Linked DNA regions of Mus musculus: region 1 is linked to region 2. Evidence: chromatin loops called from intact Hi-C (ENCODE). Cell type or tissue: heart. All regions are shown on one strand. Region 1 overlaps Gm35466 (a long non-coding RNA gene). Region 2 holds the start of Rpl13 (ribosomal protein L13).

What was found. Hi-C counts contacts between places; a loop is a spot of excess contacts. Peaks named below come from ENCODE experiments on the same cell type or tissue, not always from the same donor. Only the 100,000 strongest peaks of a DNase experiment are listed, where the experiment ranks them.
Region 1: it touches region 2 in a loop (2.6-fold over the local background); 5 of 42 quality-filtered maps call a loop at or near these places.

Annotation. Positions count from the first base shown.
Region 1 is chr8:122,833,218-122,838,217 of GRCm38, forward strand. Gm35466 (a long non-coding RNA gene) reads left to right here. Exons shown (of 3, transcript XR_388150.3): 2 at 1,841-1,969; 3 at 2,333-4,816. Among named protein-coding and RNA genes, the nearest start is that of Gm35466, 12 kb to the left of the region's middle. In heart, a CTCF peak has its summit at 1,986 (motif pointing right); a DNase peak (open chromatin) is centred at 1,984.
Region 2 is chr8:123,098,891-123,103,890 of GRCm38, forward strand. Rpl13 (ribosomal protein L13) reads left to right here and starts at 3,460. Exons shown (of 6, transcript NM_016738.5): 1 at 3,460-3,555; 2 at 3,763-3,872; 3 at 3,955-4,096; 4 at 4,293-4,466. The coding sequence starts at 3,769. Snord68 (small nucleolar RNA, C/D box 68) reads left to right here and starts at 4,168; the gene lies at 4,168-4,215. In heart, a CTCF peak has its summit at 2,562 (motif pointing left); a DNase peak (open chromatin) is centred at 3,481; H3K4me3 peaks cover 2,286 bases; H3K27ac peaks cover 2,619 bases.

The sequences.
Region 1 (5,000 bases), 270 kb before region 2:
TAAAATTGTGTCTTTAAGCCTTTTTATGAAACATTATAGAGGCCACCAAGCTAAGGCAGCAGTGTTATCTAACAGCAAAACTGAGCCAGACTGAAGAACAGGATGAAGATTCTCTCATACATCTGGAGAGAGATTTCTGTTGAAAGGAACGCCCCTGTCTTTGTAGCATCCAACATGTTTGTTTTTGTTTTTTGTTTTTCGAGACAGGGTTTCTCTGTATAGCCCTGGCTGTCCTGGAACTCACTTTGTAGACCAGGCTGGCCTCGAACTCAGAAATCCGCCTGCCTCTGCCTCCCGAGTGCTGGGATTTAAGGTGTGCGCCACCACGCCCAGCTGCATCCAACATGTAATCCACCGGTCATGCACATACTTACGTCTGGCTTGATTGAGGGTGTGAGTTTTTCATAACCCAAGTGGCCATACACGATTAGTGGCTACTGTTTCGTGGGTCAAGTCAAGAGTCTGTCAGTGGGACTTTCCTAATACCTGCTAAGAAGTCGAGGGTTGGGTACAGGAAGAGGGACGTTTTCAGTAGATAGAACTGGAACTCTTTGATGGTACTGGGTGACTGTGGCGCAGCCCACCCAGGGCAGGGCTGCTGGGGAGATCTCGTGTTCCCTTCCAGCTTTCAGAGTTAAGGTCTGGACTTGGGGTCGCTCAGGAAGGTGCTTATAGTGATAAAAGTTTGAGGGTGGGACACCTCGAGGGCCATCTGTGTGCTGAAGTCACCACTGAGTGTTACTGTAGGACAGTATTTCTAGAGCCAGGGAGTTTAGAGGTAGGGCAGCCGAGGGGCTGGGCCGCTTCTGGCCACCTCCAGGTTGCACCAGGCCCTTCCTTTGTGGGAAGATCACGCTGTTGCTCTCAAACTCTGCCTGTTCACAAAGGACTGGTCTCCTCCCTGAGCAGGCTTGCATTATAGGTGATGAGTTTACACACACTGAGCCAGTGCCTGGCCTGTGGTTTAACCTCATACTTGGCATATTGCCGGAGGGGCCGGAGCCGGCCCAGGTGGGCGACGAGCAGGCGATAACAGGCCGTGAGGTGTCTGTGAGAAAGGCTCAGGCCAGGAACCAGATCTCAGCACCGTGAGCCAATCCTCATTTGCTGCTTTACTAAGGAGGGAAGCATTCCACACTCACTGCATAGATCCACCTCAAACAGCACACTGCGAGCTCCGAAGTAACGCTGGCCCTCAGTGGCTCGGCGCACACTGTGCTGGGTCTTGTCCACTTAAGACAAAACTGGAGTTATCTGGGAAGAGGGGATCTGTTTGAGGAATTGCCTCCATCAGATGTGCCAGTGGATACGCCTGAGAGACATTGTCTTAATTGCTCATTAATGTAGGAGAGCCCGCCCACTGTGGGCGGAGCCATCCCTAGCCCAGATGAGCCTGGGCTATGTAAGAAAGTAGCTGAGCAAGCCAGAGGGTAGGCAGTGTTCCTCTGTGCTTCGGTTGCTGACTCCCAGTTCCTGCTTTAGGCTTTGACCATGTTTTCTCTCAGTGACTGGTAGGACAGCAGCTCAGAGAAAACTACCACAGGTATCGTCCTGTGGGTCTGCCTGGGTGTGTCAGCATCAGTGCCCGGGAAGCCTAGCGAGGCTGAGGGAGTTTTGAAGTGCAGTTGATCCCCAGTCAGCACAAGGTGGCCACAGTTGTTGGTGGTGGTTTTTGTTGGTTTTTTTATTTTTCCAGCCAGGGTTTTTCAGTGTAGCCGTACTTGGTCTGTCATGAGCCCCCTATCGGATGAGTAGACATCTGTACTGTCTCCCCAGGAAACTCACTCTGTAGACCAGGCTGGCCTTGAACTCAGAGATCCACCTGCCTCTGCCTCCCCAGTGCTAGGATTAAAGGCGTGCGCCACCGCGATCACCTGACTGCAAGCGACTGTTCTTTTCCTGTGTGCTCTTGAGAGCTTCTGGACCACATTGCCCATTATGGGGCCTGAAGGCTGTGGAACATCGTGCAGTAAGTACATCCTGTCACCAGCAGGGGGCAGACAGAGCCCTTGGCACTGGATGGGGCATCTCAATATAATACCTCTATAGATAGACTCCTCTGTCCCTGGGAGGTGCTTAAAGAGCCAGAAAACCTTCTATAGGAGCCACCCCACGCCCACCCCCCCCCCCAGGTCGGGGCTCATGTGCCTTCCTGATTTGCCCCCCTGCACCCTTTTCCACTTAAGGTCTGGCCCTGTTGTGTAACAAAATTTCCTGGGGAGACATTCCACATGTCTATTCACCCATCCCCCCGACCCCCAACAGACCCAAGTACAGATACCAGGAAAGCCCAACTTGGGGAGCCAGTGGGTTTTATTGGTGTTTCTTACAGGAGCAGAAATTACTCAAAGACAGTTGTATCACCAAGGCTCACGGCAGCATGGGTGACAGCTCACAGAGCTGGGAGCCTCGAGAGCACTGCACAGCCTGCAGGCAGCACGACAGGTTGGAGGTGTCCTTTCCAGTCTGTGCTCTAACCCTCTGCCAGGCAGCTCTGCTGGTTTCTGCTTCTTCCGGGCAGCTGGTCTGCGTTAAGAGTCTTTGGAGCTTGGTTCTGCTCTTCTGCAGAGGGAATCTCGGTTTCTATTGCTTACTCTGGCATGGATGGGCCTGGTGAATCTAGTCTGTTTTAGGGACTTCCTGAAGCTTCCTGAGTTATTTAGGGTTCCTATTGCTGTGAACAGACACTGTGACCACAGCAATTCTTATAAAGGAAAACACTAAATTGGTGCTAGCTTACAGTTCAGAGTTATCATCATGGCAGGAAGCATGGCAGCACGCAGGTACATGTGGTGCTGGAGAAGGAGCTGAGAGTTCTACATTTTGATCCATGGCAGCAGAAGGAGACTCTGTGTCACAATGGGCATAACTTGAGCATATATGAGGCCTTAAAGCCAGCCTCCATGGTGAAACGCTTCCTCCAACAAGGCCACACCTCCTCTAACAAGGCCACACCTCCTAATAGTGCTACTCCCTAGGGGTCACACGTTCAAACACAAGTCTATGGGGTTCAAATGACCACACTGAATGTCCACCACGTCTCCTCCATAAATCTCTGGCCAATACCGACAGTAATCTCTAGTTTGGTCATAGAGAAAGCAGCCACAGGGACAGGTGTCTTAGAAGTTGATTTAGGCTTAGTGGTGATGGCCTGCTGGTGAGCCTCAGAAACCCTGCCAAGCAGGTGAAGGGACAGCTGAGCCTACGTCCCTTACACCTCAAGTCTCCATAGTGCGCTGCCGATGAGAGGGAGTAAGAGCGGGTGGAAAAAGAAAAGGTAGGGGATTAGGTAATCTAGTTTACTGTCCCGGCTGCCATCGGAGAACAGCAGCCATGGTCCTGCGCTACCCCATGGCCGTGGGCCTCAACAAGGGCCACGAGGTGACGAGGAATGTCAGCAAGCCGAGACACAGCCGGTGCTGCAGGTGCCTCACCAAGCTCACCAAGTTCGTACGTGGGGGAACAAGATCCCAGAGGTGTGCGGCTTCGCACCCTATGTGCGGCGCGCCATGGAGTTGTTCAAGGTGTCCCAGGACAAGCGCACACTCAAGTTCATCAAGAAGAGGGCGGCCAAGGATTGATTTAAAAAAAAAAAAAAAAAGGATTAGGTAATCTAAAATTTCATTGGCGGGTCCTGGAGGTCAGTGGCCTGCATTCCTGTCATGAATGTTTAACCATAGGATCAGATAGGGCTGCCCAGCACAGGTGGCCCATTCCAAGATAAGATATTTCCCCATGTGTGCCGTTATCCCCGGGCTGTTCTTTGAGAGGGGGTTATGGTCTTGTTCTGGATTTTACGGTCTGTTCCTGGAGCTGGCGCCTTATGGCCTTTTTTCGAAATCAGGCCTGGTCCTTACATGGAGACAAATGGGGTTTATGCTGTCCTTCCAAAGAGGTTGAGGCGATTGCTGATGGGTGAAATTCCAGAGGAGAGCACAGAGACGGCCTAAACAAGGTGGAGAAAAGGTGGCTGGAGAGGTAGCTGGGACGTGCAGCCAGGAGGCACAGTCGGCCACCCATGAATGAGTCTGAAAGGGGGGTGGGGTTGGAGGAGAGACAATGGCAGGAGTTTTATCCAATCTACGTGGAGGTCTCCTGGAGACAGGGTTTCTCTGTGCAGCCATGGCTGTCCTAGAACTCATTCTGTAGACCAGAGCCTCGAACTCACAGAGATCCACCTGCCTCTGCCTCTGCCTCCCAAATGCTGGGATTAAAGGTAAGGGTCACCCCACCCCACGCCCCTGCCCTACATGGAGCTCCTGAGAGAGCGTGATAAGGATGTTTTTAGGAGAAAGCAACTGGCTTATTGCACCTTACCTGGGGACAAGGAAACGCTATGCTCTGCTCTGCTCTGCTCTGCTCTGCTATGCTATGCTATGCTATGCTCTGCTAAGGGCTTTAAGCTGAAGATTTGAGAGGTAAATTTGAGGCCTCTGTCTGATTGAAGGGAGGTGGGATCTCTGAAACAGGATGATCTCCCTGGGAAGACTGGAGACAACCTGTGACCTCAGAGGTGGGGAAAGCCTCCACCCACTCTGAAAATGCGTGTACCGAAGCTAAAAGGCGTTTGAAATGTCCAATGGTGGGCACATGGGTGAAGGCCAGCCACGGGCCATCTCAGGGAGGAATCTCCCAGCTTAAAGAGCAGGTAAAGAAAGATCCCTGTGCCTGGGGTGGGATTAGAAGTTTGACAAATTTTATAAGAAATAGCGATAGCTCTTAGAAAGGATAGGCCGACCTGCGGGTTGGCTGTAAATAGATTTTATTTATTTTTTTAAACATAACCATTTTTAAAGAATTATTAATACGATTTATAAATAAGATTTGTTTATTTATTTTATGTATATGAATATGTTGTCGCTGTCTTCAGACACACCAGATGATGGCATCGAATCCCATTACAGGTGGTTGTGAGCCACCATGTGGTTGCTGGGATTTGAACTCAGGACCTCTGGAAGAACAGCCAGTGCTCTTAACTGCTGATCCATCTCTCCAGCCCA
Region 2 (5,000 bases):
AGACTAATAATAAATAAATGTAAAAACTGTTCACCATTGAAACAGTCCAATCTGCCTACCTTTTGTATGCATATAATTTTTCTTTTTATAGATTTTTATTTTAAAAACTTTAATTTCAAAGCCTTAGTAAACAAAAGATGTCAAGCAGCAGTATTAGGTTTAATTTTAATGTTTGTGAGCACTATTTAATGTTTCAAGAACTCTTTTTTTTTTTTTTTTTTTTTGGTTTTTCAAGACAGGGTTTCTCTGTATAGCCCTGGCTGTCCTGGAACTCACTTTGTAGACCAGGCTGGCCTCAACTCAAAAATCTGCCTGCCTCTGCCTCCCAAGTGCTGGGATTAAAGGTGTGCGCCACCACCGCTTGACAGATTTTTTTTTTTTAGTATTGTGTATAAATGTTTGGCCTTCATGCGTGTATATATATATACCACACGTATATGCTTGGTATGTATATATATCACATGTATATGCTTGGTAGACTATGCAAATGCTTAGAGGTCAGACGAGAACACTGGATCCCCTAGAACTTCAGCTATGGCTGTGACCACCTTGTTGGTGTTGGTCATCAAACGCAGGCCCTTTGCAAGAACAAGTAAATGCTCTTAAACACTGAACTGTCTTCTTAGCCCTACTTTTTGTTTTTGTTTTGTTTTTTTTTGATGGTCAGGTCCTGGTTATGGAGCTCTGGCTGTCATGAAGCTTGCAGTGATCCTCTTCTTTCTCTCTTCTGGGTGCTGGGCTGTGTGTACCACCAAATCCAGAAACACTGTGCCACTTGATAAAAGGTGTGGCTTAGTGGTGAAGAGCCAGGCAGTGGTGGCACACACCTTTAATCCCAGCACTCTGGAGGCAGAGGCAGGCAGATTTCTGAGTTCAAAGCCAGCCTGGTCTACAGAGTGGGTTCCAGGACAGCCAGGGCTACACAGAGAAACCCTGTCTCGAAAAAACAAAAAAGAAAAAAAAAAAGGAGCACTTAGTGAGGGATCCAGTGCTCTTCTGGCCTCTGAGCTCGGCACACACAACTCCTGCAGGCTCACACACATAAATAGTAAGTTAGTAATCCTTTTTTAAAAAACAAAAAAGATTTCTTTAATGTGTGTGCATACACTGTCGCTGTCTTCAGACACACCAGAAAAAGGCATCAGATCCCATTACAAATGGTTGTGAGCCACCATGTGGTTGCTGGGAATTGAACCCGAGACCTCTGGAAGAGCAGTCAGTGCTTTTAACCACTGAGCCATTTCTCCAGCCCTAAGTTAATAATCTTTAAAAATCAAAAAATCAAGGTTATGTGACTAAAAGAGTTCCAGATTATGAATGGAAGAAAGTTTATTACTGGCAGAGGCAGGTGGATCTCTGAGTTCCAGGCCAGTCTGGTCTACAGAGTGAGCCAGGACCGCCAGGGCTACACAGAGAAACCTTGTCTCGAAAAACCAAAAAAAAAAAAAAAAAAAAAAGAAAAGATGTGGTGAGGGATTAGGCAAGAGTTTTCTGACACTCCCAAACACCCAGAATTCAGTAAGTACCCACAGGGAAGGGAGGGGTTCCTGGAGCAGCTTGCCGGAAAATGAAGAGCAGGCCACAGCCATAAGCTGCTAAGTCTAGTCATGCAAAGGAATGCAAGCCCGTGCACAGCACGGCCTCAGGCACCAGGAAGCTTTCCGGTGGAATGGTGTTTGCAGAGTTCTCTGCCCAGGAGACCAGGAACTGGCGCTCAAGCTAGAGCAGGAACAACCGCCTTAGCCTCATCTTTGCATAACTGTTCCCTTCTGTGTCCACCCTGTGCAACAGAGAACAATTCAGATCACAACCTCCCTTCCCTCCCCTAATTTGATTCTAAGCAGTGTTGCAGTTTCAGAGCTCTAACGCCCACCAATGTCACGCAGCACTGCAGCTTGAGCTGGAACTCAGGTGCCGGTGCAGCGTGTCCATCCTGAACGAAAAGCTGGTGGTGGACATGGATGTCATCTTTGAGAGTAGAAAGAGACAGATACTTGGGAATGTCAAAAGAGGTCTGAGAAAACACTGTTTCAAAGAAGTGCACCTTGAATCTGGGCATTCCTTCCACAGACATTTTCTCTGGGCTGGGAAGATGGTTCAACATCAATTTCTGGCCTTTTCACCCACACTCAAAAAAAATGGCTCCCCCCTACTGAGGATTGAATTTAGCCTCTCATCCAATAGGCAAGAATTACATCCTCAGCCTGCTTCATTATGACATTATTTTCGCGCGCGCACGCGTGTGTGGTATGTGTGTGTGTGTGTTTGTGTGTGTGTGTGTGAGAGAGAGACAGAGAAAATATATATATATCATGGATGAGCTCAGCATGTAGAGCTTGGTTCTCTTCTACCATGTGGGTCCCAGGAATAAAATGGCAGCAAGTACCTTCAACCCTCTAAGCTGTCTTGCCAGCCCTTCCTTTTTAATTTTGAAAAGAGGGTTGGGCTGGAGAGATGGTTCAGCGGTTAAGAGCACGGACTGCTCTTCCAAAGGTCCTGAGTTCAACTCCCAGCAACTACATGGTGGCTCACAACCATCGGTAATGGAGTCTGATGCCCTCTTCTGGTGTGTCTGAAGACAGCTACAGTGTACTTACATAAATAAAATAAATCTTAAAAAAAAAGGAGAAGAAAAAAAAGAAAAGAGGGTTTAAGTTGCTCAAAAAGCATTGAAATTGCTATTGTCCTGTCTCATTTTCTAGATGAATTATGATTATGGTCCTGTGATATCTGGCCCGGGTATAATGTGGATTTTTAAATTTATAGCCCTCTTAATTACTGAGCCATTTCTACAGCTTCTGTAGTGGAATTTTGATCAGGAAGAAACCTGGTAATTGGGAATGAGGAGTGAAAAAAGGTTATAGGCATACAGGTGTAGGACCAGTGTATGCCTTGGCTGTTTTGTTGTCGCTGCTACTGTGGGTAGGAATTCAGTATTGTATTTCGTCACACCTGATTTCCCCCCGAGGAGTTAAGTCAGGGCTAAAGGAGTTATCTAAGTAAATGGGGGAGTTTGGGGCTGGAGAAATGACTCAGTAGTTACGATCACTGGCTGCTTGCTGTTTCAGAAGTTCAATTCTCAGCACCCAGGAACTCCGGTAGTAGGGGATCCGACGCACAGCCATGAAACCAGGGAGACACTCATACAAATAAAGTAAAAATAAATAAAAATCTTAAAGTGGGGGGGGAAGTCTGGAATGGGGGTGCGTGCTTCAGTTCTGGGGAAACATAAATTCCAGGCAAATCTATAATAAATTTTCCTGGGTGGACGGGGAAAAAACACTGGATCTAGGAGGGAGAAAGAGTTTTAGGGGTTTAATTCATAGGTGCGCCCCTGAGCACGCCGGAGATACCCACACTGCGAAGTTAGGAACCAGCGAGAATAACCAACCCGACGGCTAGAAAGGCGATGGTCCGCCGGCGGGCGGGTTCGCGTGACGTCACTTCCCTTTCGCCTGATTTTGATTGGCGTTTGAGATTGGCCGGACTCCCTACAAGCCCAGGGTGCTTTGCGGTGCCCGGTCCTTTCCGCTCGGCCGTTCTCCTGTATAGGAGGTGAGTCTCTGCCGCCGCCGGTCCCATCGTGGTCCATCGGGCTCCATCGCCCTCCATCCGCTGTCATCGGCGAAGAGAGGCCGCACGGACAGCCATGGAGGAGCCCGGGCGCCGACAGCACGGAGCCAGGGCAGGGGCGGGAGGACCCGGGACGGGGTTGGGGACCCTGGCCTTGACTCGCCGCCCTCCTCTCCCTCGCGGCCTTAGGCAGCCATGGCGCCCAGCCGGAATGGCATGATACTGAAGCCCCACTTCCACAAGGATTGGCAGCAGCGAGTGGACACTTGGTTCAACCAGCCGGCGCGCAAGATCCGCAGGTATAGATCGCGCGTGGCTCGCGTGGGCTCCAGGGCGGGGACGCGCGTGGGGCAGGAGGTGACGGCTGTGCTTTTCCTGCAGGCGCAAGGCCCGGCAGGCGAAAGCGCGTCGCATCGCCCCTCGCCCCGCGTCCGGCCCCATCAGGCCCATCGTGAGGTGCCCTACAGTGAGATACCACACCAAGGTCCGGGCTGGCAGGGGCTTCAGCCTGGAGGAGCTCAGGGTGAGTGCGGCAGGGCGAGGTCCCTTGGCAGGTCCCTCGGGCTCGGTGGAATGATGACATTCTCCGGAATCGCTGTACTGACTTGATGAAAGTACTTTTGAACCCTTTTCCATCTGATGACACCGAGTTTTCTCGGCAGGGCCGGCTTGGGGTGGGGTGACTGCGAGGTGGGTGACCAGTTTCTGTTTCTGAACAGGTGGCTGGCATCCACAAGAAAGTGGCTCGCACCATCGGCATCTCTGTGGACCCGAGGAGGCGAAACAAGTCCACGGAGTCACTGCAGGCCAACGTGCAGCGCCTGAAGGAGTACCGCTCCAAGCTCATCCTGTTCCCCAGGAAGCCTTCTGCTCCGAAGAAGGGAGACAGTTCTGTAAGTCCTGCGGGGCGGCAGAGGTCCGGCTCAGTGTAGATAGAGTCTGTGTTCTTGGATCCAGCTCTGCAGAGTTGACATGAGTGCAGCAGTGGGAGGTTAGAGCGTACTGGGGGCGGCGGTGACGCGTGCAGATCAGTGGGAGCCACTATGGTGTCCCTGGGCTTTCCAGTGTCTGTTAGTGTTGGGAGCTATTGACTTGGAGCCTGGTATGCTGTTCTAGAGCGTTCACCCTACCAGGACGTTCAGGGGCATCTCGGTACAGAAAGTATCTCGGTATTCAGAAGTGTAAAGAGTTTTGTAACAAGGATCGGTGGGTTTCTTGTCAGTGTGGGCTTCCTGAGGGTGGGGTAAGGATGGCTTTCTTCTGTTCCTTCAGTGGAGCTGTAGTCAGCCAGCGCACCGGGACGGAAAATGCTAGGTGCTGCAGGCCCAGGCAGCCTGATCCTTGGGAACTAAAGCAGACCCCGTGATAATGGGGTCTATAAGTAACAGGCATGAGATGGAAGCTGGACTCAACTTTTTCTTACTCTT